Linked DNA regions of Homo sapiens: regions 1, 2, 3 and 4 are each linked to region 5. A link is a contact called in ENCODE Hi-C or POLR2A ChIA-PET data. All regions are on one chromosome and are shown on one strand. Each heading gives the region's core, a stretch centred on a gene start or an enhancer-like site at or near the end of the contact. The rest is flanking DNA. Distances are from core to core; before and after follow the strand shown. Region 1 overlaps SIPA1L3 (signal induced proliferation associated 1 like 3). Region 2 overlaps SIPA1L3 (signal induced proliferation associated 1 like 3). Region 3 overlaps SIPA1L3 (signal induced proliferation associated 1 like 3). Region 4 holds the start of RASGRP4 (RAS guanyl releasing protein 4). Region 5 holds the start of DPF1 (double PHD fingers 1).

The links. A loop is a pair of places that touch in the nucleus more often than their neighbours do. ChIA-PET counts read pairs that join two places held with the same protein, here RNA polymerase II (POLR2A). Pooled maps may share reads with other maps.
Region 1: a pooled map shows a loop between it and region 5 (2.6-fold over the local background). The contact joins the enhancer-like site here to the promoter of DPF1 in region 5. A Hi-C loop is called at or near these places in 2 of 168 maps with a recorded cell type or tissue (OCI-LY7 and mammary epithelial cell), 12 of 37 single-sample maps with no recorded cell type and 6 of 50 pooled maps. POLR2A ChIA-PET finds 5 or more read pairs at or near these places in 2 of 52 experiments (B cell and activated CD4-positive, alpha-beta T cell).
Region 2: a loop to region 5 is called in a map of endothelial cell of umbilical vein, with 2.2 times the contacts of the local background. The contact joins the enhancer-like site here to the promoter of DPF1 in region 5. A Hi-C loop is called at or near these places in 2 of 168 maps with a recorded cell type or tissue (endothelial cell of umbilical vein and mammary epithelial cell), 2 of 37 single-sample maps with no recorded cell type and 5 of 50 pooled maps. POLR2A ChIA-PET finds 5 or more read pairs at or near these places in 6 of 52 experiments (H1, PC-9, Panc1 and 3 more).
Region 3: a pooled map shows a loop between it and region 5 (3-fold over the local background). The contact joins the enhancer-like site here to the promoter of DPF1 in region 5. A Hi-C loop is called at or near these places in 1 of 37 single-sample maps with no recorded cell type and 9 of 50 pooled maps. POLR2A ChIA-PET finds 5 or more read pairs at or near these places in 1 of 52 experiments (K562).
Region 4: a pooled map shows a loop between it and region 5 (2.3-fold over the local background). The contact joins the promoter of RASGRP4 here to the promoter of DPF1 in region 5. A Hi-C loop is called at or near these places in 2 of 50 pooled maps. POLR2A ChIA-PET finds 5 or more read pairs at or near these places in 2 of 52 experiments (A549 and activated CD4-positive, alpha-beta T cell).

The regions. Positions count from the first base shown.
Region 1 is chr19:37,984,138-37,989,688 of GRCh38, forward strand. All of the region lies in intron 1 of SIPA1L3 (signal induced proliferation associated 1 like 3), which reads left to right. Among named protein-coding and RNA genes, the nearest start is that of SIPA1L3, 80 kb to the left of the region's middle. RefSeq lists enhancers at 4,226-4,731, 4,732-5,237, 5,238-5,551. Within about 2 kb of position 2,299, at least 4 of the 41 ENCODE cell types and tissues checked have a DNase peak (open chromatin) inside an H3K27ac peak, as active enhancers do; they include B cell and OCI-LY7, where a contact is called at or near this core.
Region 2 is chr19:38,008,374-38,014,394 of GRCh38, forward strand. All of the region lies in intron 1 of SIPA1L3 (signal induced proliferation associated 1 like 3), which reads left to right. Among named protein-coding and RNA genes, the nearest start is that of SIPA1L3, 100 kb to the left of the region's middle. RefSeq lists an enhancer at 4,252-4,824. Within about 2 kb of position 1,463, at least 3 of the 41 ENCODE cell types and tissues checked have a DNase peak (open chromatin) inside an H3K27ac peak, as active enhancers do.
Region 3 is chr19:38,077,303-38,082,676 of GRCh38, forward strand. SIPA1L3 (signal induced proliferation associated 1 like 3) reads left to right here. Exons shown (of 22, transcript NM_015073.3): 3 at 3,954-5,374. The coding sequence starts at 4,264. Among named protein-coding and RNA genes, the nearest start is that of SNORD152, 83 kb to the right of the region's middle. RefSeq lists an enhancer at 4,144-4,697. Within about 2 kb of position 2,914, at least 7 of the 41 ENCODE cell types and tissues checked have a DNase peak (open chromatin) inside an H3K27ac peak, as active enhancers do.
Region 4 is chr19:38,423,052-38,428,468 of GRCh38, forward strand. It overlaps RASGRP4 (RAS guanyl releasing protein 4), which reads right to left and starts at 3,168. Exons shown (of 17, transcript NM_170604.3): 1 at 3,018-3,168. The coding sequence starts at 3,040. RefSeq lists a silencer at 3,044-3,103 and an enhancer at 3,996-4,510.
Region 5 is chr19:38,222,972-38,228,237 of GRCh38, forward strand. It overlaps DPF1 (double PHD fingers 1), which reads right to left and starts at 1,251. Exons shown (of 12, transcript NM_001135155.3): 1 at 1,143-1,251. The coding sequence starts at 1,171. RefSeq lists a silencer at 1,016-1,585 and an enhancer at 4,508-5,266.

The DNA.
Region 1 (5,551 bases), core at 1,049-3,548, 240 kb before region 5:
TGTGTGAGCCCTGCGCAGGGCGGGGCAGCGAGGCGGTTAAGGGCTGGATTCCATCCTTACTAATGTGTGACCTTGGGCAAGTAACACCAAGCACAGTCAAAGAGAAAATTAGTAAATGAAATTCACTCTGAGTATAGAATAGAGATAAAATACATAGAAGTAACAAAACGGGTGGAGTGAGAAGAAGCATACATCTAGTAGGATTTCCAGAAATAAAGCTAGAAGGAGTGGTGGGGAGGCAATATTAGAACTAATGCTAAAAATGTGCCATAATTGAAGACTTGCATCTCAATGCTGAAAGCTCACAACGAGTGCCAAGCAGAGACTGGATAAAAAGAAATCCCCCAGATAGATTATTGTGAGGCTGCGAAACATTAAGGAAAGAGAGAAAACCTTGGAAACTAGCAGACTAGGCTAGGGCAAGTAACAAACCATCTCTAAGCCTCGGTATTCATTTCTGCAAAGTGAGGAAAAGAACTAGTTACTATGTGACCAGCTTACTAATGAGCTTGGAACTAGTAAAGATCTTTTTGCATAGGTCCTGACACATAGCAAGTGTGCATTAAATGTTAGCTGCGTTACTGTTGGTGTCATAAACGTTAATGACAACAGTAGTGATTGTTCTGTAGGCTGCTGTGGAATATGGCTGGTACTCCACAGATGCCTCTCATGCAGGCAACTCTGTAGCAAACTAGAGCATGTCCTTGTGGTGATCCCTGAAGAAGAGAATAGTCATTTCATGAACGTGACTGGAAGTCAAGATTTGTGGATTCCTTCAACAAATATTTCTGGGGCCTCTTGTCTGTGCTAAACACTGTTTCAAGGCCCAGGTATGCAGCAGAGAAGACAGACCTAGTCCTTGCTGTCCTGGAGTACAAGGTCTGGTGGAGGAGACAGACTAGAAATAAACAGTATTTATCAGAAGTGATTGGTAGTGCTATTAAGACGTTCAATTATTGTAGCATTTTGGGAGGCCAAGGCAGGAGGATCAGTTGAGGCCAGTTTGAGACCAGCCTGGGCGACAGAGCAAGATTCTATCTCTTAAAAAAATTGTTTTTTTCTTTTTTTTTTTTTTTGAGTGTGGGTCTCTCTCTGGTTGCCCAGGCTGGAGTGCAGTGGTGCAATCTTGGCTCACTGCAGCCTCAACCTCTCTAGCTCAAGCAATCCTCCCACCTCAGCCTCCTGATTGAGACTAGAGTCATGTGCCACCATGCCCAGCCAATTTTACGAAGAAAATTGTTTTAGTCAAGTGTGATGGCACATGCCTCTAGTTCCAGCTACCGGGGAGGCTGAGACAGGAGGATCACTTGAAGCCAGGAGTTCAAAACCAGCCTAGACAATAGAGAGAGAGAAAGAAAAGAAAGGAAAGGAAGGAAAGAAACTAAACCAGGATAAAGTGAAGTGAGTGGTAGTGGTGGGAGGGGTGTCTTAGAGGGATGAGGAAGGGGTCTGTCCGAGGAGGTGACATTTAATCTGAGACTTGAAAGATGAAAAGGAGCCAGTCATGCACACAGGTGGGTGAACAAGGGTGAGAATGTGTTGGGAGGGATTTGTAGTTTGTTCCCCAAAGCCTCCATTTGCTTCCATCCTAGGGGTGTTTGGAGAGGATGGCTGTGGGGAGCTGACTTTGGCGTCTAGGAAGAGAGGTGGTGGGCCCAGAGGCCGGGCCCCTCCCTGGCTCCTCCCAGCCTTCCCAGGGCCCTTACCCAGGGATGCGGGGCCACAGGGAAGAGACCCTTCGCCCCTTGGGTGGACTCCCTGACTTCCCAGCCAAGAATGTGGTTGTCCTTTTTGTTCCAAAGGTGACCCAGCTGCGCCGTCATGCGAGCAAAGCGGTGGCGCTTTGTGCCTGAAGCCCACTTTCTCCTTCCCCAGATAGATCAGCTCAAAGCTGTCTGCCCTAGAGAAGCTCCAGAAAGCAGCCAAGCCAGACTGGGCATGCTGCTTGGGGCTGTGGGGGAATTAACCATCTCTTTTCTTTGTGTCAAAGGTGGGGAAGGTATTAAAGCAACAGGGCTTCCTGGATAGAGCCACAGTTAGGAGCCCAGATTCAGGGCTTAAACTCCGGCTTCCCCACTTACACCTTGGGCAAATGCCTTCCATGTGCCTCACCTTAGCTTTCCCATCTGTAGAATGGGACAGTAATTCCTGTGCTTAGAAAAGTGCACACAGGATGTGCTACATAAGTGTTATCACCTTCCAATTTTAACTCGAGGTGAGATGGCTTTCTCTTTCCTCTAGTTTCTTGTCAACAGTTAAGACACTTGCATTCGACTTCTGTTTCTCCACACCAGCCCGGTTCTTGCCCAGGAGCTTGGCGTCTGGCAGTCAGCCAGGCTTCAGGTGCCAAAAGCAGCCCCTTTGCTGGGGAAAAGCAGGTTATTTGATGCCAGGAAGCTGAGAATTGTCAGGATGTTTGTCGCCAGCGTTGGGGGCCTGTGTGGTGCCTCCACAAAAGGGACTGCTCTTGCTTGCCAGGGAGAGAAGACTGCTTCCTCCAGGGCAGCTTCTTCTTTTCTTAACCCTGGCTGCACGAACCCTATTAGAATCAGGTGGGCACTGTTTACAACGTGCCCGTGCCTGCCTTCCCCTTTCCCCTCTTCCTGTGTAAAGGGCCTGAGGCCTAGGTGTGGAGACTTTTTTTTCTTAGCTGCCTGATGTGCCTTCAGGGACACTCTCTGAATTCAGGGGCATTCACAATCACTGAATGTAGCTGAGAACCACCTGGGGGTCGTGATAAAATGCAGGTTCTCATTCATCTGGTCTGAGGAGGAGCTGAGCGTTTTCTTTTTTCTTTTTTTGCTTTTTGAGATAGAGTCTCACTGTGTCACCCAGGCTGGAGTGCAGTGGTGCGATCTCGGCTCACTGCAACCTTTGCCTCCCAGGTTCAAGCAATTCTTGTGCCTCAACCTCCCGAGTAGCTGGGATTACAGACTTGTGCCACCATGCCTGGCTAATTTTCGAATTTTTTGTAGAGATGGGGTTTCACCATGTTGGCCAGGCTGGTCTCAAACTCCCGACCTCAGGTGATCCACCCGCCTCAGCCTCCCAAAGCACTGGGATTATAGATGTGAGCCACCGCGCCCGGACACATCTGCTTTTTCAGTGAGCTCCCAGGTGATGTAGATGATGCTGTTTCCCGGACCTTAGGTGTCAGAATCAAGGGCCTAGAAGTCTGCTTTTCAGATGTGTAGAATCTGGGACACGCACTTTGAATCCTTAGCTGCATTTTTCCCAGACCCCTTGGTGATTGACTACCCATTAGGATTTGGGAGCCTAGACCAGGGTTTGTGAACCCTGACGCTGTTGACCTTTGGGGCTAGATCACTCTTTGATGTCAGAATTGTCCTGTGCATATTATGGGCTGTTCAGCAGCATCCCTGGCCTCTACCCACTAGATGCCAGTAACAGCACCCCCCAGCGGGGATCATCAAAAGTGTCTCCAAATGTCCCCTGGAATAGAGGTGGGGCAGTGTTGTCCCTAGTTGGTTACCAGCGGCCTCGCACCCTCTAATTTCACCATGCCTGGGACCCCCTAGGCCAGCTGGTCACTCACATCGATGCTCAGGTCCCACAGTAGCAGTCATGGCCACTTTAGTTTGGGGCAGGCCCCAGTGGGGATACAAGCTCTTGGTGCATCTCCCGTCTGCTGCACTTTGACAGCCACTGTCCCGGCGCCTTTACTGCTCAGTAAATGGTGGGTGTGGCTGGACTAGCAAGTGGGGAAAGGATAATAAACGGAGCTTGGTATTTGTGTTGGGAGAGTGGGAATCAGAATGAAGTCACCATAAAGTCCCTTTTAATAACAGTAGAGAAGATTCTAGGCTTGGTGGTATTATCTCCTTTGGAAATTGTCCCAAATTCTCTCTCTATTCTCCCCTCCTCCTACAGTCCCCCTGCTGGTCCTGTCTGTCCTTGGCTCCCACTGGCCTAAGGCAGCAGTCTCTCATTATCCTGCTGGCTCCTGCCCTACCTCTCCTGGTCTGTCCTCTGCACTCAGCCAGGTGGGGCCTGTGAACACCTGAGGTCACGGCCCTCCCCTGCTCAGAACCTCCCATGGGATCTGGAGTACCAGCATCTCACTCAAGAGAAAAGTCAAGGCCAGGTGCAGTGGCTCACGCCTGTAATCCCAACACTTTGGGAGGCTTAGGTGGGAGGATTGCTGGAACCCAGGAGTTCGAGACCAGCCTGGGCAACATAGACCCTGTCTCTACAAAAAATTTTATAATTTTTAAAAAATTATTATCAAAAAGAGAAGCAGGGTGCAGTGGCTCATGCCTGTAATCCCAGCACTTTGGGAGGCCGAGGCGGGTGGATCACCTGAGGTCAGGAGTTTGAGACCAGCCTGGCCAACATGGTGAAACCCTGTCTCTAGTAAAAATACAGAAATGAGCCAGACATGGTGGTGGGCACCTGTAATCCTAGCTACTCGGGAGGCTGAGGCAGGAGAATCGCTTGAACCCAGGAGACAGAGGTTGTAGTGAGCCGAGATCACACCACTGCACTCCAGCCTGGGCGACAGAGCGGGACTCCATCTCAAAAATAAATAAATAAGTAATACATAAATAAGAATTAAAAAGAGGAAAGTCAGTGTCTTTTGTGTGGCCCACTGGGCCCCCTTGATCTGGCCCTGTCACCTCTCTGCCTTGTCCTCTGCTTCCTGCCCCATTGCTCTTTGACCCTTTCCCTGCTCCTAGAACGCACCAGGCACGTTCGCTCTCCAGGATCTCTGCGCGGGCCGTCCTCCCTCCCACTCCACACAGTCCTCTGGCTGCTCCTGCGAAGCTTCCCTTAGGTTTCTCTGCTCAGAAGTCACCCTCCCAGCGAGGCCTTCTTTACAAGCCTGACCTCCAAACAAAAACAGATTCCTCTCCCCTTCTCATGCAATATAAGCCCTGTTAGAGCTGGGGCCTTGTCTGCTTTCCTGTGGTTTCCCCAGCACGGTGCCTGCCGTGTAGGAGGTGTTGGCTGTGTGATTGAGGAGGGAATGAGTGAACTGCTGCTTAAGTGCTTCTTTGTGCCTGGCCTTGTGCATCCTCCCACGGAACCTTCCTAACTCTGTGGGGCAGCTCCTGTTTTTTGTTTGTTTGTTTGCTTTTAAAGACAAGATATTGCTCTGTCACCCAGGCTGGAGTGCAGTAGCACAGTCATAGCTCACTGCAACATCCATTTGCTGAACTCAAACCATCCTCCCACCTCAGCCTCCTGAGTAGCTGAGACTACAGGTGTGCGCCATCACTCCTGGCTAATTTTTAAAAAATATTTAGTAGAGACGGGGATCTCACTGTGTTGCCCAGGCTGGTCTTGAACTCCTGGCCTCAAGCAGTCCTCATGTCTTGGACTCCCAAAGCCCTGGGATTACAGGCATAATCTCAGTGTACCACTGCACCCAGCTATGCAGCACCTATCTTGAGCTCCATTTTACAAATGAAGACATGGAGGTTCTGATTAAGTCACTGCCCAAGGTCTCCCTCTGAATAGGGAAATCCTCAGAACACACATCAGGCCTCCCTGCTTAGGATGAATTCTTTTTTTTTTTTTTTTTTGAGAT
Region 2 (6,021 bases), core at 213-2,712, 210 kb before region 5:
CCTGCCACCATGCCCAGCTAATTTTTTGTATTTTTAGTAGAGACACGGTTTCACCATATTGGTCAGGCTGGTCTTGAACTCCTGACCTCAGGTGATCCACCCACCTCAGCCTCCCAAAGTGCTGGGATTGCAGACGTGAGCCACCGCTCCTGGCTAGGCTACCTTTTAAGCTGTTAAAATTCTCCCTTTACCCCCATTCCTTTTCCTTTCTTTTTTTTCCCCTTAGAGACAGAAGTACAATGATGGGATCATAGCTCGCTGCAGCCTTGAACTCCTGGGCCCAAGAAATCCTCCTGCCTCAGCCTCTTGAGTAGCTGTGACTACAGGTGCATGCCACCAGGCCTAGCTAATTTTTAAAAATTTTTTGGTAGAGACAGGGTCTCCCTATGTTGCCCAGGCTGGTCTCGAACTCCTGGCCTCAAGCAATCTCCCCAGCTCAGCCTCTCAAAGTGCTGAGATTACAGGCATGAGCCACCATGCCTGGCCACATTCCTTTTTCAAAGCCACCTTGAGAGCTAGGAATACTAGCTGGGTCTCTTCTGCTGGGTCCTGCCTGTGAAGCACTGAGGAGCATGCCTGCACCACAAAATTTCTCCAGCTGTCTGGGGTCCATCTCTCCTTCTTGCTTGAGCGACCCTTGTTCTGGCCTGGTTTTTTTTTGTTTTCGTTTGTTTGGTTTTGAGAGGAGTCTTGCTCTGTCACCCAGGCTGGAGTACAATGGCATGATCTCGGCTCACTGCAACCTCCGCCTCCCGGGTTCAAGTGATTCTCCTGCCTCAGTCTCCTGAGTAGCTGGGATTACAGGTGCCTGCCACCATGCCCGGCTAATAGAGACGGGGTTTCACCACGTTGGTCAGGCTGGTCTCGAACTCCTGACCTTGTGATCTACCCGCCTTGGCCTCCCGAAGTGCTAGGATTACAGGGATGAGCCACCGCGCCCAGCCCTATTCTGGGCTATTATTCCATGGAGAATAGGTAGAGAGAGAAGGAAATTTCCAGTGTGGAGGCACTCTCCTCTGGAGGGACCCCTCACTTAGGCTGTGTGCTTAATCTTATCAGAGTCCAATTTGCCCAAGAGACCTCCTCAGACATGAGGAGTCGAGGATGTTGTTTATTTCTTCAGTATTTCCGTTGTAATAACATCTTTGCCAGTGTGCTTTTGAGGGTCCTTCTGTGCCAGTTACTTTTCCAACCGTTCAATTGCTGTTACCTCATTTAACCCTCTCAACAGCCCTATTGAGAGTGGATATTACTCCTCCCACCATGTTACTGATGAGGAGGCTTGGGATTCTGAATGGGCTGGTAACCAGCCACACGTCCACAGGATGCTAAGCCGCAGACCTGTGATTTGATTCTGGCTCTAGCTGACCACCAAGATGGCGCTCCCTGGCCTCGTTGCCACACTGCTTCCCCATCTGCTTTGGGGATTTTCCCAGTGACCAGGAGGACAGGGTCTGGTTTTCTATGACGGCGTGATATGGATGGTTAATCATGTCGCAAAGCCCTGCTGTCCAGCATGAGGCTTTGGTGGGTTGGAGGAAGGTGGGTGGAGAGCCTGCTGCTTGTTTCTCACAGGTGTTTGCCACACAAGAGATCAAACTTCTGTTTCCTGTTGAGATTGGTTTCCATCTCTCTCCATTCATCTCTGACACTCCCTATCTCTCTTAATTATGTCTTATACTGACGTCTATAACCCTGCTCAGCCCTCTCCCTCCAGACCCCCTCCCAGCAGCAACTGCTGTTAGTAGAGCTATTAAGAACACAGGCCTGTGATCTCAGCACTTGAGGAAGCCGAGGCAGGAGGATTGCTTGAGCCCAGGAGTTTGAGACCAGCCTGGGCAATATAAGGAGACTCTGTCTCTACTGAACATAAAAATTTTTTAAATGAGCTGGGCATGTTGGCTCACGCTTATAACCCCAGCCCTTTAGGAGGCTGAAGTGGGAGGATCACTGTAGTCCAGGAGTTTGAGGCTATAGTAAGCTAAAATCAAGTCACTGCACTCCAACCAAGGTGACAGAGAACCTGTCTCTCAAAATTAAAAAAAAAAAAAAAGGGTCTGGGCACGGTGGCTCACTCTTGTAATCCCAGCACTTTGGGAGGCTGAGGCAGGTGGATCACCTGAGGTCAGGAGTTCAAGACCAGCCTGGCCAACATGGCGAAACCCTGTCTCTACTAAAAATAACAAAATTAGCTGGGCGTGGTGGCAGGCACCTGTAATCCCAGCAACTCGGGAGGCTGAGGCAGGAGAATCGCTTGAACCCAGGAGGTGGAGGTTGCAGTGAGCCGAGATCGCACCATTGCACTCCAGCCCGGGCAACAAGAGCGAAACTCTGTCTAAAAAACAAAACAAAACAAAAAAGAATGTACACACTCTGGAGTCAGGCTGCCTGGATGGAGCCTCACCTCTACTGTTACCCACTGTGTGACCTTGAGTAAGTGACTCTGAGCCTCATGTTCTCCCCTGTAATATAGGGGTAATAATAACACAACCTTCTTCCAAGGATGGTTGTGAGTATTCATCAAGATTGTGCTGAACCCAGGGTACAACTCATGGCAATGACCAACAAACAGGGTCTCTTTCTATGCACACAGAAACGTCTCTCCTTACACAGTTTGTTTCTTTATTCACTGAGAAGACATGGATGTGCGCAGATATATCTTATTTTTTCTTAGAGCTGCTAGAACATTTATTTAGCAGATACTTTCTTGTGAGTGGCAGCAGTCTTCAACAGTCTAGGTATCCATTGTGAACAAGGTGAGAGCCCTGTACCCATAGAGTTCATATATTCATCAGCAAGACATAATAAAGCAATCAGTGGGTCGGGCCTAGTGGCTCACACCTGTAATGCCAACACTTTGGGAGGCCGAGGTGGGAGGATCGCTTGAGCCCAGGAGTTCAAGACTAGCCTGGGCAACATGGTGAAACCCCCTCTCTACAAAAAATAACAAAAATTAACCAGGCATGGTGATGTGCGCCTGTAGTCCCAGCTACTTGGGAGGCTAAGGTGGGGGAATCACTTGAGCCCCGGAGGTCCAGGCTGCAGTGAGCCATGATTGCACCACTTCACTCCAGCCCGAACAGTGGAGTGAGACCCTGTCTTGAAAAAAGAAAAACAGCAGTCATGCTTACTGCTCTGTAAGCAATAAAAGTAGATTGAAGTAGGGGCCCCCTGATCTGGGTGGTCAGGGAAGACCTCCCTGGGGAAGCCTGCCTTGAGAATAGCTAGAGCCACACGTGCAAAGGCCCCAGGGCAAGCATGAAATTGGAAGGTCAAGGCAGCCAGTGTGGCGGGAGCATTTGGGTGATGGGGGAAGATGATGAGGCCCAAGATATGTTGAAGAACTTTAAGCTGGAAAGCAGCTGGAGGTGATCCCTGTTTGATGTAATCCTTCTGGCTGTGGGTGGAGAATAGAATGTAGGAAGGCAAAGGTGGCCTGGGGAGGCCAGAGAGGGATCTCATGAAGTTGTTAGGATGAAAGATGATGGTGGTGGCTTGGCCTGGGAGGGAGAAAGAAAGGAAATGAATTCAGGATGTATTTTGGAGGTAGTGGCAACAGAGTTTGCTGATGGCCTTGCTGTGGAGGATGAGGGAAGGAGGGACAGGAAGGATTCTCCCATGTGTCTGCATCATTGCTGGATCCCTGCTGACAGACACACAGGTTGTCTCCTGTGTCTCCCAACATGCATGAATGCACATCCTTGCTGGGCTGTGTCTTTTTTTTTTTTTTTGAGACAGGGTCTTGCTCTGTCACCCAGGCTGGAGTGCAGTGATGTGATCTCGGCTTGCTGCAGCCTCGACCTTCCCGGCTCCTGGCTCAAGCACCCTCAGCCTCCTGGATAGCTGGGACCACAGGTGCATGCCCCCATGTCCAGCTGATATTTTTTTTTTGGTAGAGATGGGGGTCTCACTATGTTGCCCAGGCTGATTTCGAACTCCTGACCTCAAGCGTTCCTCCCACCTCAGTGTCCCAAAGCCCTGGGATTACAGGTGTGAGCTACCGTGAGTCTTAAGGGATGAAGGGCAAGGGCATTTCAGGTGGAGGGAAGCATCTAAGTAAAGGCTGGGGCCCTGTTCTGGTGCTGTACAGGGAACCTCCCCTGCTCCCAGCCCAGCTCAGGCCAGAGTGTGGGGTGAGGGGCAGAACTGTCTCCTGGGCTGTGGAACAGCAGCATCCAACCTCAATCCACTACCCGAAGCATGTGGAGTTGCTGCCCATTTTGAGATTCTTTCATGTCCTCCATCCCCCGTCTTCTCCAGAGCTGCTTTCTCATCTGGCCAAGTCCATTCCCCCCACCCCCCATCCTCTCTCCTCCCCAGGTGAGTCCAGAGTTTCAGCTAATGTTGCAGCGGCAGATGCATCACATTGGATATCCTGCCATTCTCGGGCCCTTGCTGTCTGCATTTAGGTCAGCTTTGTTTTCCTGGGGATTGAAAGCAGTGGCTGGTGTGGCCTTTGGTTCTGGGCCAGCCTCACAAGGAGGCTGGACCTGCAGGAAGTAAACGAGAGGCCTCTTGTTTGTATGAACTTGATTCTTCTACCATCTTTGTCCCCTGTTCCCTTCTGTGTCTTGTTTCTGGCCTTGTTCTTGAGAGTGCAGGTCCCACAGGCAGTGGCCAGTGCTGCAGGCCTCCTTTACCCTTTCTGAGGGGCTTTGGGCATCTGGGGGACTCTAGTCCACTCAGCCAGTGAGGGCAGCTTGGTCAGTGTGAGTTTAAAACAGCATGACCTCTGAGCTCCCGTTGCCTCCTGCTCCGAGTTTCTCTCTGGCGCTGCTAGCAGGTGCTGGGCCAGGCCACTTGTCCAAATTAGCATCTCTGAGAGTTTGCCTTCTGCCTACCCAAGGGCTGTAGAATAGGTGTCACAGATTACAAGAAGGTAAAAGTTGACACATTTCAGCTCGTACCAGGTCCAAAAAGCAAAGAACGACCTGAAGGAGAAAAATATAGAGGATTAATGAGCTCAACTGAGTACCCTCCCAAGTTGCTGGAGGACATGTGAATCACTGCAGCCTTTTTAGAGCATGGGCTGAAAAAAAAAAGTTTTATGAGCCAGTACATGCGTGTGATAAAACATTCAAATGGTACAAAGAAGGTATACAATAGTCTTCTTCCCCTACTTACGATCTCCCAGTCCCCTCCTGTGAGGACACCCATGTCACACATGTTCTTCCAGAGATGAGATGCTCAATACAAAAACAAGCATGTATTATATGTGCAGTTCTGCACCTTCACCTGGAAACCATTCCGAAATGTAACCATGTAATTTTTCATAAACAGCCTTTGACCCAGCACTGCAACTCCTGAGAATCTACCATGCAGAAGAAAAAAACAAATAGCCTGAGTAGAAAAGGATATTTATTGCAGCATTGTTTGCAGTGGCAAAACAAAAAACCCTGGAAATAAAACAAATGCCCATTTTTCAGGGAATGATTGAATAAAATATGGCACATCTGTACTCTTGGCCTATCAGCTGCTAAGAAGAGTGGGTAGGAGCACTGCTTGCTGGCCTGGAGGCATTTCTGCGATGTATTTAAGGGAAAGCAAGATTCAGAGAAGTAAATTTGATAAGATCCTGTTGATGTAAAATACAGCGACAAAAGTCATTGTCATTTTGTTGGGGACAGTGGGTATCTACTTCATTCTCTTCCACGTCACATGGCCTGCTCAGCCCGGCATTCTGCCTGGGAGACCTTGCCAGGATCCTTACTTGTGGTCAGAGTAAACTTCACCCACTGGTCATTATTAGAGGCCTGTCTGCGAGCATCCTCCACCCAGCCACAGGTGGAGAGCCCATGGCATTCGTGCTGGTAAATGCTCACCTGGGCCTCTGTCAGGCTAGGAGAGACCAGCCTGTTCCTGGGTGCCAGGTGCCATGGTGAGAATCACTTCTCACTGACCATGGCAGGCAATCTGACTGATTTCCCAGTCACTTGGTGGGATGAACTAAGCGGAGTTTGGTGAGCCGTGAAGCGTGCAGCACCACCAAATCTGCCACTCATGAGACCAGCACAGAGGAAT
Region 3 (5,374 bases), core at 1,664-4,163, 140 kb before region 5:
TAGCTGGGCATGGTGACGTGCATCTGTAGTCCTAGCTACTCAGAAGGCTGAGGCAGGAAGATCACTTGAGCCCTGGAGTTTGAGGCTATAGTGAGCTATGATTGTACCACTGCACTCCAGCCTTGACAACAGAGAAAGACCCTGTCTCTAAAAAAAATAATAATAAAAATGAATAAGAAAAAGAAGTAAGCCTGTTCATAAGTGCTAAGGAGAAAAATGGAGCAGAGGAAGGGCCTGGGAGTGGTGGGGATAGACACACAGAGGCAAGCACTATTAGTTTTTTGAAAATTCTTCCGATCATCTCTGCATGATAGTTTGTTGTTGTTTCTGTTGTTTTTTCTTTTTTCTTTTTCTTTTTCTTTTTTTTTTTTTTTTTTTTTTTTTTTGAGATGGAGTCTCACTCTGTTGCCTAGGCTGGAGTGCAGTGGAGCAATCTCGGCTCACTGCATCCTCCACCTCCCAGGTTCAAGCAATCCTCCTGCCTCAGCCTCCCACGTAGCTGGGACTACAGGTGTGCGCCACCGCACCCAGCTAACGTTTCTATTTTTAGTAGAGACGGGGTTTCACCATGTTAGCCAGGCTGGTCTCGAACTCCTGACCTCAGGCAATCCACTTACCTCGGCCTCCCAAAGTGCTGGGGTTATAGGCATGAGCCACTGCGCCTGGCCAATATTTTTGCTTTTCCAATTGGGAAATGTTACATGCAACTCTAGATTTCTGATTTCTGTTGGAAAATCAGATGATCTGACATCCATACTCCCGCAAGCCTTGATTGTCAGAAGATGCCCTGCCATCCAGGTCAGTGCAGGCTCCTCTTGGCCTCTCTCCTGTCTCCCTTAGGCAACTCGACCCTGAGGGCTTTCCAGCTTCCTCTCTCTTCTGTAGCCCATCCCTGTGCTGCCTCCCGGCAACATCTTCAGGATCGTTTGTGTTCTCGTGGGGCACCAGGAAGAGGGGCTCCCCCTTGCTCCCCACTCTCCACCTGCCCTCTTCTGGTGCTCACTTTTTCAGAGGCTTCAGGCTCCCCTTGCTATTTGCTCCTTGAATCTGCTTTGAGCTTCCCTTGTGATCTCTGCCAGTGCGCTCCATAACTGGGCATAAATTAGGAAAAGCCCCCCTACACATGCGCATACATGCACACACACACACACACACACACACACACACAGGCACACAGACATGCACACACACACACAGGCACACAGACATGCACACACACACAGACGCACACAGACACGCACACACACAGACACGCACACAGACATACACAGAGACACGCACACACACACAGACACACACACACAGACACATACACGCAGAAGAGGCCTGCTACTTTCTCACACAGGAAGCTCCAATAGCCATTGATCAAGAACGGCTGCATCCAGCTCTAGATTCCCAGGGAAAGAAAAGTTAGAGGTCACCTTGAACCAAGTGCGTGGCCCAAAGCAGCACTCCACTGCCCTGAGCAAAATCAGTTCCGTTGGCAGGAGGGAGCGGGCACGGCTGCTGGGCAGTCAACAGCTTCCATCACAGACGGCGACCCACTTTCCCCTTCCTCTCCAGCAGGATTTTCATCTTCTAGAAGTTCAAGGTGGAGACAAAGGGAAGTGACCCCGCAGGGTGTTTTATATGCTGGACAGAAGCACAGACTCCCTTCCCCAGGGGCCTGCAAATCAGGAGGTACTTACACCTCCAATTAGGCAGAGGCCATCTGTTCACTCATATGTATAATACTAAACGAACGTCCTGGACGTTCTAGATGGCTCACGCCTGTAATCCCAGCACTTTGGGAGGCCAAGGCAGGCGGATCATGAGGTCAGGAGATCGAGACCATCCTGGCTAACACGGTGAAACCCTGTCTCTACTAAAAATACAAAAAAATTAGCCAGGTATGGTGGCAGGCACCTGTAGTCCCAGCTACTCAGGAGGCTGAGGCAGGAGAATGGCGTGAACCCAGGAGGCGGAGCTTGCAGTGAGCCGAGATCGCGCCACTGTACTCCAGCCTGGGCAACAGAGCGAGACTCCGTCTCAACTGTTCTAGGCACTGGGAATGCATCAGTGAACAACACAGACATCCCTGCCATTCTGGAGCCAACATTTGAGTGGTGGACCTAGCCAGTAGACAGAACGAACAACTGCTAAGAAAAATTGGAAGAAAGTAGAGTGGGTAATTAAGAAAGGCTTCCAGAAGACCGGGCTTCTCTGTCTCTATAGGGTGATTTGGGAAGGTTTTTGTGTTTGTTTTTGTTTTTGGGGATTTTTTTTTTTTTTTGAGATAGGATCTCGCTTTGTTGCCCAGGCTGGAGTGCAGTGGTGTGATCGTGGCTCATGCAATCTCAACCTCCCGGGTTCGAGTGATCCTTTTACCTCAGCCCCCTGAGTAGCTGGGACTACAGGCACATGCCACCATGCCTGGCTAATTTTTGTATTTTTAGTAGAGATGGGGTTTTGCCATGTTGGCCAGGCTGGTCTTGAGCTGCTGGGCTCAAGTGATCCACCCGCCTTGGCCTCCCAAAGTGCTGGGACTGCAGGTGTGAGCCACCGTGCCCAGCCGGAAGTCCCCATGGAAGAACTGACATCATGGGAAGGAACCAGCCCCAAGAAGGACTGAGGAAGGATATCAGATGTCCTGGATAAGGTTTGGTGCATCAGAACAGAAAAGAAGGCCAGTATGATCAGAGCTTAGTCAGGGATGGGGAGAGACATGGAAGCCAGATCCTGCGGGGCTTGTGGAGCAGGGGAAGGAGTTTGGATGGTGTTTTAATGCAGTAAGTAGTCACTGGGGAGATCTCAGTGAAAAAGTGATGGGCTCTGATTTACCCAGTCATAGTCTGCAGTAACCACATGGATTTCTAGAGACATTCCTTCTGCAGCTTTCCTCCCCAAACTCCACTGGTGCTCATGTTGACTCATCTGTCATTTTCACTTCCTTTCTGGCAGAGTAGCTGAGCTGAGCAAACAACAGAGCAGGTGGACAATAGTCTGGCCTCTGCATGAAGCCACCAGTTCACAGGAAATACAGGGGGCAGAGGAACATGTTAAGTGGCACCTCAGGGATCCTGAAAGTGGGGAAATCCACAGGACAGGTGACCCCTTTCCTTCAACAAGTAAAGAGCATCAAAATAAAGGAAGGTGGCCATTGTAGAGTAGAGGAGACTTGAGAAAATACCTGCATAAGCAGAGGATGATTTCGAACAAACCAGCTCACAAAAGACACCTGCGAGACAATGATGGGAAATGTAATGCAGGCAGGGTAGTGCATGACATTAAAGAATTCTTGTTAATGTAGATGAGTATGATAATGTTACTGTGATTTTTTTTTTTAAATCTTATGTACTAGAGATACAAGCTAAAATATTTATGGGTGAAATGACCTGATGTCTGGCCAGGTATGGTGGTTCATGCCTGTAATCCCAGCACTTTGGGAGGCTGAGGCGGGCGGGGATTGCCTGAGGCCAGGAGTTTGAGACCAGTTTGGCCAATATGACAAAACCCCGTCTCTACTAAAAATAAGAAAAATTAGCCGGGCATGGTAGCACATGCTGGAATTCCAGCTACTTGGGAGGCTGAGGCAGGAGAATCATTCGAACCTTCGAGGTGGATGTTGCAATGAGCCAAGCACATGCCACTGCACTCCAGCCTGGGTGACAGAGCGAGACTCTGTCTCAAAAAAAAAAAAAAATGATGTCTGGGGTTTACTCTAAAACATTCTATCAGAAACAAAGAAGGTCACAAGGCTGGGTGAATAGATGAAATGGGAATGGAAAATAGTTAGTGGTTGTTGGAGCTGATGGGTGACTCAGTCTCCTCTCTGCTTTTGAGTATGTTTGCAAATTTCCATAATAAAAAGATTTTTTAAATGAGTAAGGCTGTCAAGAAAAGTCACATGTCCCACTTTCTGGGAGCAGTAACACGGCCATCGCAGCTCATATTTTCCTTTTCTTCCATTTCAGCATGGCGAGGACAACATCCTTGCTGCCTCCAGCTGGCGGGCGACCACAGCTACTGCCTGCTCTGCGCTACTGAGCCACTCGGTCTGGAGCCCCCAGGACAGCACCTGCTTCCTGAGGTTGTCCTGGCTCAGCTGTGCACAGCGATGGTGGAGAACTGGACTCCACAGGCTCACAACCTTCCTGTCAGGTTTCAGGGCCCAGCATCCTTCATCCTGGGCCTGGCTGCCCTGAACAATGGCTGAGGGCTGGGGGACCCCATAGAGTGACACCACAGCGTACGGGGCCAGCAGCACTCCAGTGCCCGTGGACTATGACCACCTATCGGGCCATCCCCAGCGATGGTGTGGACCTGGCAGCCAGCTGTGGCGCCAGGGTGGGCGATGTCCTCCCTGGGCCACACACAGGGGACTACGCTCCCTTGGGATTCTGGGCCCAGAATGGCAGCATGTCCCAGCCTCTTGGCGAGAGCCCGGCCACCGCCACCGCCACCGCCACCGCCACCACCCGCCCCAGCCCCACCACTCCCGCAATGCCCAAGATGGGCGTGCGCGCAAGGGTGGCCGACTGGCCGCCCAAGCGGGAGGCCCTGAGAGAGCACAGCAACCCAAGCCCCTCCCAGGACACAGATGGCACAAAGGCCACCAAGATGGCCCATTCCATGAGGAGCATACAGAACGGACAGCCCCCCACCAGCACCCCGGCTTCCTCAGGGTCCAAAGCCTTCCACCGACTCTCCAGGAGAAGGTCCAAAGACGTGGAGTTCCAGGACGGGTGGCCCCGGTCCCCCGGCAGGGCCTTCCTCCCCCTTCGGCACCGCAGCAGCAGCGAGATCACCCTCAGCGAGTGTGACGCGGAGGACGCGGGGGAGCCGCGGGGGGCCCGGCACACGGGGGCGCTGCCCCTCTTCCGCGAGTACGGGAGCACCTCGTCCATCGACGTGCAGGGCATGCCCGAGCAGAGCTTCTTCGACATCCTGAACGAGTTCCGCAGCGAGCAGCCCGACGCCCGAGGGTGCCAGGCCCTCACCGAGCTCCTCCGGGCAGATCCTGGCCCACACCTCATGGGGGGCGGCGGCGGAGCCAAGGGGGACTCCCACAACGGGCAGCCCGCCAAGGACAGCCTCCTGCCACTGCAGCCCACGAAGGAGAAGGAGAAGGCCCGGAAGAAACCTGCGCGGGGCCTCGGCGGCGGGGACACGGTGGACTCGTCCATCTTTCGGAAGCTAAGGAGCAGCAAACCCGAGGGGGAGGCTGGGCGTTCCCCGGGGGAGGCCGACGAGGGCCGGAGCCCCCCGGAAGCCAGCAGGCCGTGGGTGTGTCAGAAGAGCTTCGCCCACTTCGACGTGCAGAGCATGCTGTTCGACCTCAACGAGGCGGCCGCCAACAGGGTGTCGGTGTCGCAGCGGCGGAACACCACCACGG
Region 4 (5,417 bases), core at 1,918-4,417, 200 kb after region 5:
CCTTTTGGCAGATCCCAGGATTACTCCTGGCCTACCAGGGACTCGGGAGAAGACCCCTGGAATCTCTTCTGTCCTCCCCAGGCAGAGGCATGGGAGGACCTGCCTTCAGGAATTGCCTCCTCAGGGCTCCCGTTTGGTCTCTAACACCCTCCCCTCCTTCCTCCCACAGCCCTCAAGAGAGCAAGGCTCTTGGACCAGTGTGATGGCTCACGCCTGTAATCCCAAAGCTTTGGGAGGCCAAGGTGGGTGGATCACTTGAGGCCAGGAGTTCGAGACCACCCCGGCCAACATGGTGAAACCCCCATCGCTACTAAAAATGCAAAAATTGGTCAGGCGTGATGGCGGGCGCCTGTAATCCCAGCTACTCAGGAGGCTGAGGCAGGAGGGTCGCTTGAACCCAGGAGGTGGAGGCTGCAGTGAGCCGGAACTGCATCACTGTGCTCCAACCTGGGTGACAGAGTGATTTCTGTTTCAAAAATAATAATAAAAAAATTAAAAAGAGAGGCCAGTCACAGTGGCTCACGCCTGTAGTCCCAGCACTTTGGGAGGCTGAGGTGGGTGGATCACTTGAGGTCAGGAGTTCGAGACCAGCCTGGCCAACATGGTGAAACCCCATCTCTATTAAAAATACAAAAATTAGCCAGGCGTGGTGGTGGGCTCCTGTAATCCCAGCTACTCAGGAGGCTGAGGCAGAAGACTTGCTTGAACCCAGGAGGCGGAGGTTGCAGTGAGCCGAGATCGTGCCACTGCACTCCAGCCTGGGCAACAGAGCGAGTCTTAGTCTCAAAATAATAATAATAATAATAGTAATAATAGTAATAATAATTCTCCCTCTGCCTGGTGCCTCCCAGAGGCTGCTGTTCCTGATAGGGGAAGAGGGTAATGGAGAGACAAGGATGGTGGGAGCAGGGAGGCTGCTGAATCCAAGCTTCAGACGAAAGTAGAATCCAGAAATTTTTGCCAGCTGTTGTGACTTCGTGTTAGTCACTTAATTTCTCTGGGGCTCAATTTCCTCGAAGGAAAAATGAGGATAGTCCTTGGACCTTCTCCAGGGATTTCTTTTTTCTTTCTTTCTTTCTTTTTTTGGAGACAGGGTCTCACTCTGTCACCCAGGCTGGAGTGCAGTGGTGCGATCTCAGCTCACTGCAACCTCCACCTCCCGGGTTCAAGCAATTCTCCTGCCTCAGCCTCCCAAGTAGTTGGGACTACAGGCACGTGCCACCACGCCGAGCTAATTTTTGTATTTTTAGTAGAAATGGGGTTTCACCATGTTGGCCAGGCTGGTTTCAAACTCCTGGGCCCAACTGATCCTCCCACCTTTGCCTCTGAAAGTGCTGGGATTACAGGTGTGAGCCATCACGCCAGGCTCCCACCTCTACCCTTTTTCAGACAGGGTCTTGCTCTGTCTCCCAGGCTGGAGCACAGTTGTGCAATCAAAGCTCATTGTAACCTTGAACTCCTGGACTCGAGTGATCCTCCTGCCTTAGTCTCCCAGGTAGCTGGGACTACAGGTGTGCACGACCATACCCAGCTAATTTTGTGTGTGTGTTTGGGTGTGTGTCAATGGGGGGGGGGGTCTCACTATATTTCTCAGGCTGGTCTAGAACTCCTGGCTTCAAGTTCTCCTTGTCTTATCCTCCCAAAGTGCTGGGATTAGAGGCATGAGCCATCGTTACTAGAAGGGACATTTTAAAGTATTATATATGTCCTAGGCTAAGGAAGGAGCATTCTAACTAAGTCAGCATTTCCCTAAGTGTGGGCACCCAGCTAGTACCAAAAGCATCACCTGGGAACTGGATATCAATACAGATTCTCAGGTCCCAACCCAGACCTACAAAATCAAACACTTTAAGGCTAAGGGTGGTGGCTCATGCCTCTAATCCCAGCACTTTGGGAGGCCGAGGTGGGTGGATCACGAGGTCAAGAGATCGAGACCATCCTGCCCAACATGGTGAAACCCCATCTCTACTAAAAATACAAAAAAGTAGCTGGGTGTGGTGGTGCACACCTGTAGTCCCAGCTACTTGGGAGGCTGAGGCAGGATGATCGCTTGAACCCGGGAGGCAGAGGTTGCAGTGAGCCAAGATTGTGCCACTGCACTCCAGCCTGGCGGCAGAGCGAGACTCCGTCTCAAAAAAAAAAAACAAAAAAAAAAAAACCAAACACTTTAAAGGTAAGCCCAGCAACCTGTATTTTACAAGCCCTCCAGACAGTTCTGAGGCTCGCTCCAGTTTGAGAACCACTGGTCTAGAGTGTCTCATTGAGTACTTACAGGCCTCTCCGAGGTAGAGGATATGATTGTTCTACTGACAGAAGAAAAACCCGAGACACAGAGCAGTTAAGTGACTTACCTAAGGTCACACAGCTAGGAAATTAGGCAGCCAGGAGTCTACCACTAAACTGCTGGGTGGGGAGGAAAGCCCTTTGCCCATCAGAGTGGTGCTGGGGGTGGCAGGAGGAGTTACCCAGGCTAGGGAGCCACCCACCATCTGCCTCTGTGGGGACAGAAGGGCCAGCTTGCCCAGGAGATGAAGCCCATTCCAGAACCGGCCGCACAGCCAGCCACTAGGCCCTGTCCTGCAGCCCCCTGTAGGGGTCTGGAACAGCCAGGAGTGGTTTAAGAGGCAGGGGAGTCGCCTTGCCCTGTGCCACACTCCCCTCTCCTGGGCCAGGCCCTGCAGGAGCCTGGAGTTTCCAGTCCACGGGGATGGGGAACCAGGAAGCCCCCAGGGAGGGCAGAGACACTCAGCCCAGGCCAGGGATGGAGGTGGGGTGATGAGGAGTGGAAAAGGGGCACGGAGCAGCTCAAACTCCAGGGACAACACGGTACAGATGCCACATACAAGCGACTGCAGCCGTAGCTGGCTCCAGACTCCCTGAAGCATCCACCTGGCCCCCCTGCGCCTGATCCCAAAGAAGTCAGGAATCCTGCCACCCTGGCGAGTGATCTCCCCAGCCCTCCCATGCAGAGGGAGGCCTCAGGGTGCTGCCGGGCTCCCTGGGGAGGGTCCTCTCACCTCTTACTGTCTTTTCTGTTCATGCTTCCCGCGTGGGGTGAGGAGGCCGGGGGTCTTGCAAGAGTAGGGCTCAGCTCCTCCCCTTGCCCAGGACTCCAGCTTCTCAGCCCCTAGGGAGCTGGGGCCTCCTCGGTGCTTGGGAAGGAAAGAGGAACTGCCCCTCCCCACCCACCCTCAGGCCAGGGGGAAGGAAGAGGCTGGGGAGAGACCGAAGGCCCCCCTCCCCCACACGGGGATCCCTTCTGCTGAGGTTTCCGGCATCGCTGGCTCTCCCACCCTCAAGCTCCCCGGCGGGCTCTCTATCTCCCCCATCTTTCGGTGTCGAGACCCGTCACTGTCATACTTCAATAAAAGAAGGGGCTTTTCTTTTTAAAGCATGACTGATATTTATGTAAAAACACACACACTCACTCAAAAAGATAAGTCTGTCTGTCTAGAAGGACATATTCATATATATAATTCATGAAGGTTTGAATGGAAACTCACAAGACATAGTATTTTGTATATTTCTTCATAGGCGTCTCTTATTCCTAGTTTAAGTGATACCATTTGTACCCTGGAAAACATTTTCACTTTCTGACTTTATTGTAACAAACCTCCACATAGCACCTACTGTGTACCACACACTGCTGTAAGGACTTTAAAAATATTAACTCATTTAATCCTCACACAATCCACTGTTACCTTAAAAAAAATTACATACCGGACCAGGCACGGGGGCTCACAGGGGCTCACGCCTGTCATCCAGCACTTTGGGAGGCCAAGGCAGGCGGATCGCTTGAGTCTAAGAGTTTGAGACCAGCTTGAACAACGTGACAAAACCCCGTCTCTACAAAAAATGTAAAACGTTAGGCCGGTGTGGTGGCTCACTCCTGCAATCCCAGCACTTTGGGAGGCCGAGGTGGGCGGATCACCTGAGGTTGGGAGTTTAAGACCAGCCTGAGCAACATGGAGAAACCCCGTCTCTACTAAAAATACAAAATTAGCCAGGCGTTGTGGCACATGCCTGTAATCCCAGCTACTCGGCAGGCTGAGGCAGGAGAATTGCTTGAACCCAGGAGGCGGAGGTTGCCGTGAGCCGAGATCGCGCCATTGCACTCCAGCCTGGGCAACAGGAGCGAAACTCTGTCTCAAAAAAAAAAAGTTAGCTGAGCGTAGTGATGCACACTTGTAGTCCCAGCTACTCAGGAGGCTGAGGCTAGAAGATTGCTTGAGCCCAAGGAGGTCGAGGCTGCAGTGAACCATGATGGTGCCACTGCACTTCAGTCTGCGTGGCAGAGCCAGACCCTGTCTCAAAAAACAAAAAACAAAAAAAAAAAACACACACACACATCAAAAAACATTAGAGATGGAGGTAAAGCCTTGGGGAAGCCCCTCCCCATCCCCTGCCTTTCTTAAGCAGGGTGTGACCAATATGACACGTTGTCGAGTTTCGTCCAAACTGCTGTCTGTGCGTTTAAGCACATCATATAAACATGTGCTCCTAGAAACAGACTTTTCTTTTGAGTGTGCATTTTTTTCTTTTTACCTAAATGTGTCATGCTCGACACTTTTTTTTAAATTGAAGTACAAAAAAGATCACGAATCATTAAGTATTTAGGTTGATGAAATGTCACCAACTGAGCAAACCTGTGTGACATTCATACAAATCCAGACACAGAACATTCTCACCCTCCACAAGCCCCCTGTCTTTCTTCCCAGCACGAATTCCCACAGATCCCCACTCGCCCGAAGTCTGGCGCAGTAGTTTTGTCTTGTTTTGAGCTGGATAAAAATGGACTCCTGTATTGAATCTGGGTTCTTTCTCTCCACGTCTTGTCTTTGCAGTTCTTCCATGTTATCATATTTGGTTATAATTTATTCCTTTTTTTGGCCGGGCGCGGTGGCTCACGCCTGTAATCCCAGCACTTTGGGAGGCTGAGATGGGCAGATCACTTGAGGTCAGGAGTTCGAGACCCGTCTGGCCAACATGGTGAAACTCCCATCTCTACTACAAATACAAAAATGAGCCAGGTGTGGTGGTGCGTGCCTGTAATCCCAGCTACTTGGGAGGCTGAGGCAGGAGAATCGCTTGAACCCGGGAGGAGGAGGTTGTAGCGAGCCGAGATTGCACCACTGCACTTCAGCTTGGGCGACAGAGCGAGACTCTGTCTCAAAATAATAATAATAATAATAATAATAATAATTCCATATAGTCTTTCATTATGTGACAATTCCATGACTTATATATATATATTTATTTATTTAGAGATAGGTGTTGTGGATAGTGACTAAGCGGGCTGGTGGCATGCTAACTTCTATTTTTTTTTTTTATTTTTGAGACAGAGTCCTGCTCTGTCGCCCAGTCTGGAGTGCAGTGGCGTGATCTCAGCTCACTGCAACCTCTGCGATTGAAGCGAT
Region 5 (5,266 bases), core at 1-2,500:
TATCCCTACCTGAACACATGCAGACACACAACACAAATCACACACAGTCACACGGGATTCACACACAAAGAGAGACAAATCCCAATACTCACAAAGGAGAAACAGACAAACCTCACACACGTGCACACATAAATATCTACTGAAAAAGACAAATATCCCAAGTTCCATAGTGTGGAGACAAATCACACAAATAACCATGCACAAAGACACATCACATATCCACAGACACACACCAGAAACACATCACCCACACAAAGACACACAACATGGAAACATCACACCACACACACATACACCCCCTCATGCATCCAAAGACACAAGCATGTCAAAAGACAGGAACTACAGAAACCACTTGCGCCCCTAGGCACTTACCCATGTATCCAAAGACACAACACAAACCACACACACAATATCCAGACACACAACACAAAGAAATCACACAGATTCACACAGGTACACACACACATTTACAAAGATGCACGATGCGCAACCAGTATCTAAAATATCACACATCCACACAGACACACACACATATAAAACACAGAAACAGCCAAATCCACCCATAGTCACACAAAAATTTACACACAAATACACGCAGCCCTACATACCCAAAAACACAGAACACAAGACAAATGACATATAGTTCCAAAGGACACGGACACACACTGGGAGACCCAAATATCCAAAGATATCTAGTGCAGAATAAAAGGAAACAGACACATGTCCACACACCTATCCCCCAAAAATTCTTAAAAAAACCAGAACACAAATAAGTGATACACACACACACTCCACATCCCAAGACAAAGGTAGTGTGGACTTCACTCCAGTTGCCAAGGCCCCCGCACCCCCGGGTCATTTCAGTCTCTCCCAGACCCGAGGGTTGCAGGGAAGGGATGATGTCTCCCTTCCCCAAAAAGAATCTGGAGGCCCCCCACGCCCTCCACCCCGCCAGGGAGCGGTGCATCCGACACCATTCTTGTCAGAGACCCACAGTCACACACTCTCGCACCCCCGCGCAGCCCCGCACTCGGTGACAGCCCCCCAGACACCCCTTCGGCCCCACCCCCGGTCGCCACACACACACAGGCCCGCGTAGACCCGCCCGCGCTTCCTCTCCGCCTCCCGCCGGCCCGCACCACCTCAGGGGGCCAGGGATGACAGTGGCCATCTTGCTCCCCGGGTCCTGCCCCCAGCAGGTCCCCGCCGGGTCGGTCCTCCCAGCGGTCGGGCGGGCGCTGAGGCCGCCCATCCATTCATTCCCGGGGGGCGGGAGCACGAGGGCCACGGCCAATCGCGGCGACGGGGCGGGCCCGCCCGGGCCATGCTGGGAGTGGTAGTCCCAGGCCAGGGGGCCCCCGGGACCCCGCGGGGACGGGACGGCGCGGAGGAGGGGCCCGGGGCACGCACCGTCACTCACCCGCCCTCACTCGTCCACATATCCTGCTCTCGCGTGCACACAACCACATGCACACCTGGACTCGCACACGCCCACGCATGGCAGTTTACACACACATTCACGCGGATACTCACAGCCTCCCACACACTCCTACTCACACACCTTCGCACGGACTCACACAGCCACACGCACACACACTGCAATACTAAGAGACGCAGAGACACCTCCCAGGTGCCCACACAGACTTCTCACCAACATGCTTCCAGCAGACACCCCCTCACCGCCCCCCACCCAAGTCCCTCCTGGCTCCAGAGACCCCACCCGGGGCTGTCTCTCCCAGCAGCCACGCTCACGGTCACCCCGCCCTGCTCAACGCCTTCTGCAGGCCTGACAGCAGCAGTGCAGGTTAGAAACAGTAGTCACACCTCCAGGGTTCAAATCCTAGCTCTGCCACTTGGTGGCCATGTGACCTTGGCAAATGACTTAACCTTTCTGGGCCTCAGTTTCCTCATCTGTAAAAAGAGGATGATGCCTCACTGGAGTGTTGTGAGGATTAAATGAGTAAATATAGGTAAAGCATTTTAAGAGGTGACTGGCAGGCCAGGCGCAGTGGCTCACACCTGTAATCCCGGCACTTTGGGAGGCCCAGGCAGGTGGATCACCTGAGGATGGGAGTTCGAGACCAGCCTGGCCAACATGGTAGTAGTCTCTACTAAAAATACAAAATTAGCCGGGCATGGTGGCGCATGCTTATACTCCCCCACTCAGGAGGCTGAGGCAGGAGAATCACTTGAACTCAGGAGGTGGAGGTTGCAGTGAGCTGAGATCGTGCCATTGCACTCCAGCCTGGGCAACAAGAGTGAGACTCCCTCTCAAAAATAAATAAATAAATAATAAGAAAGAAAGAATAATGCGGCCAGGTGCGATGGCTCCAGTCTGCAATCCCAGTACTTCGGGAGGCCTAGATGAGAGCACTGCTTGAGCCCAGGAGTTTGAGACCAACCTGGGCAACATATCCAGACCCCTGTGTCTACAAAAAAAAATTAAAATTAGCTGGGCATGATGGCGCAGCAGTGTAGTCCCAGCTACTTGCAAGGCTAAAGTGGGAGGATAGCTTGAACCTGGGAGGCTGAGGCTGCAGTGAGCTGTGGTCTCACCACTGCACTCCAGCCTGGGTGGCAGAGCGAGACTCTGTCTCTAAAAGCAAACAAACAAACAAACAAACAAACAAAAAACTAAGTAAGCAGGGCGCCGTGACTCATGCCTGTAATCCCAGCAATCTGGGAGGCTGAGATGAGAGGACCGCTTGAGCTCAGGAGAACAGCCTGGGCAACATAGCGAGACCTGGTCTCTACTAAAAAAAAAATAAATAGCTGGGCATGGTGGCACATGCCTATGGTCCCAGCTACTCAGGAGGCTGAGTCAGGAGGATTGGTTGAACCCAGGAGATCGAAGCTGCAGTGAGCTATGATCACACCACTACACTCCAGCCTGGACAACTGAGCAAGACCCTGTCTCCAAAAAAAAAAAAAAAAATAGATGCTCAGTAGATATTTGTTGAATGAGTAAATGCACCCATCATGTGCTGGGCACAGTTCACCCCGGGATGCTTTTATTATCTGCATTTTCCAGGTGAGGAATCTGAGGCACAGGAAGGTAACCTCACATGCCCGCATGCCCTGGCGGCTCTTTGAAGGTAAGACTGAAGGAAGGAGGCAGGCACCCCTGACGGCCCTCCCCAAGTAGTCCTGACCTCCTTCTCTCTCCCACTGTCACCCACACTGACTCCACCCGAAGAGATCCCCAGGGAGTGAGCAGACCCACTGAGTCACAAACTGACCCAGTCTCTCTGCAACACCACCACCCCGTCCCCCCTCCCGTCTCACCCCTCCTCCCCCTTTCCCCTTCCCACCCCTTCTCCCCCTTTCCCCTTCCCCTCTTCCACCCGGACCCCTGTAGAGCCAGCATTCAAATTTGGGCGGCTGCTGTAATTAACACGCCCACAAACGCCCTCATCCACCAGGGGGCGCCCCAGCCGACAGAAGTGGCCCGCTAGCCTTCACCATTTTTGTCACTTGAAATCCCCCCAAGAGAGAGATCCAGTCAAGGCCTCCTACACTCACGGTCACTTCTACACACACACACACACACACACACACACACACACACTCCTCTAGTCTTAGACCCTTTCCACAAACTCGCCCATCTAAGCCAGGTAAGGTCTTGGCCGGCCCCTCTCCTGGAACAGGAGGTAGGTCTCTGATTCACATATGGCCTGGAGTGGTGACAAGGGGATTAAGTGAGGGGCACTGACACCCCTACGATCACTCTGGCCTCCAGGGCCCTATAGTGGCCACCTCACACCTTACCCACGGTGAGCTGTGACCCCACCTTCCTCTCTCACCTCCCATTAGCTCACAGGTCCCGTAACACACCCTCTTACACTTGATTCCCACACCGCTAGCCTCAGACACGCAGACTCACTCCTGCCCCACCCCAAACTCTCATGTCGATTTGATTAAGAGAAGCCCGAGTGTAGACACTGAGTGCAGACCTTCCTAACAGTCCTCCTCTACCAGCAGAATTTCTATTTTTCTTTCTTTTCTTTTCTTCTTTTATTTCTCTTCCTTCCTTCCTTCCTTCCTTCCTTCCTTCCTTCCTTCCTTTCTTTCTTTCTTTCTTTTCTTCTCTTTCTTTCCTCTTTCTCTTTTTCTCTTTTTTTTTTTTGGACAGCGTCTCACTCGATGGCCCAGGCTGGAGTGCCATGGCATGAACACAGCTCGCTGCAGCCTCCACCTCCCAGGCTCAAGCGATCCTCCCACCTCAAACCCCCAAGTAGCTGGGACTACAGGCCTGTGCCACCGCACCCGGCTAATTTTTGTATTTTTGTAAAAACAGGGTGTCCCTGTGTTGGCCAGGCTAGTCTCAAACTCCTAAGCTCAAGTGATCTGCCCACCCTGCCCTCCCAAAGTGCTGAGATTACAGGCATAAGCCACCATGCCCGGCCCACCAGCAGGATATCTACCCACAGACGCAGGCTGACACTTGCAGCGGGCTCTCCTTTCTTTCCTTCTGCCCTAACCACCTGCACACACCACTCCCACATACTCTCCTACACACTTGAACTCCCAGTCCTCTCCCTGGCCCAAACAATCCTCCTGCCCCATCCCCCAATGCCCTGTGTGGGAGCTGGCCCACAGTAGAAATCAATTTCATAAATCAATATTGATACTACTAATAATAATCACTACATTTGGTCAGTGTCAGTCTCTGTGCTAACTGCTTTACAAAGATGGCCTTAGCCCCACGACAGTCCCATCGGGTGGTAAGGGCTGTTAGAAGCCCCCATACACAGATGGCAAAACTGAGGCTCACGGCAGGGAACATTCGTGGCTCAAGCTGGTTTTGGAACTCAGGCAGTCGGAACTTCCGAGGGCGGCACCCTGCAGCTCCTTCTCCCCAGGGGATTTGACTCACATTCTTTCAGGAGCCAGGGAGTCCCCACCTTCACCCCCACAGAGACCTTTTGGAAGGGAAGGGCACAGAGGGGTAGGGCCCTCCCAGTCCAGGCTTACTGTAGCTGGGCCCCTGCTCACGGCTGTAGCACACCTCCTCCCAGGGGTCTGGGCCAGGGTCAGGGTGAGGGGCCCCATCGCCTGTAGATCCACCAACCTGCACAAGAGCCCCGTTCCCAGCCATTTTGCGGATGTCCCCTCACAGGAGAGACAGCTGTCTGTGTGTGCCACTTAGGGTGAGAGGGCAGCAGAGGGGTGTCACCATCATACACCACCTCACACGGACCCGAGCCCCACACACCCGCTCCCGGCACCCTGCTCACGGCGAAGCCACACGTGTAGGCGCTTGCCT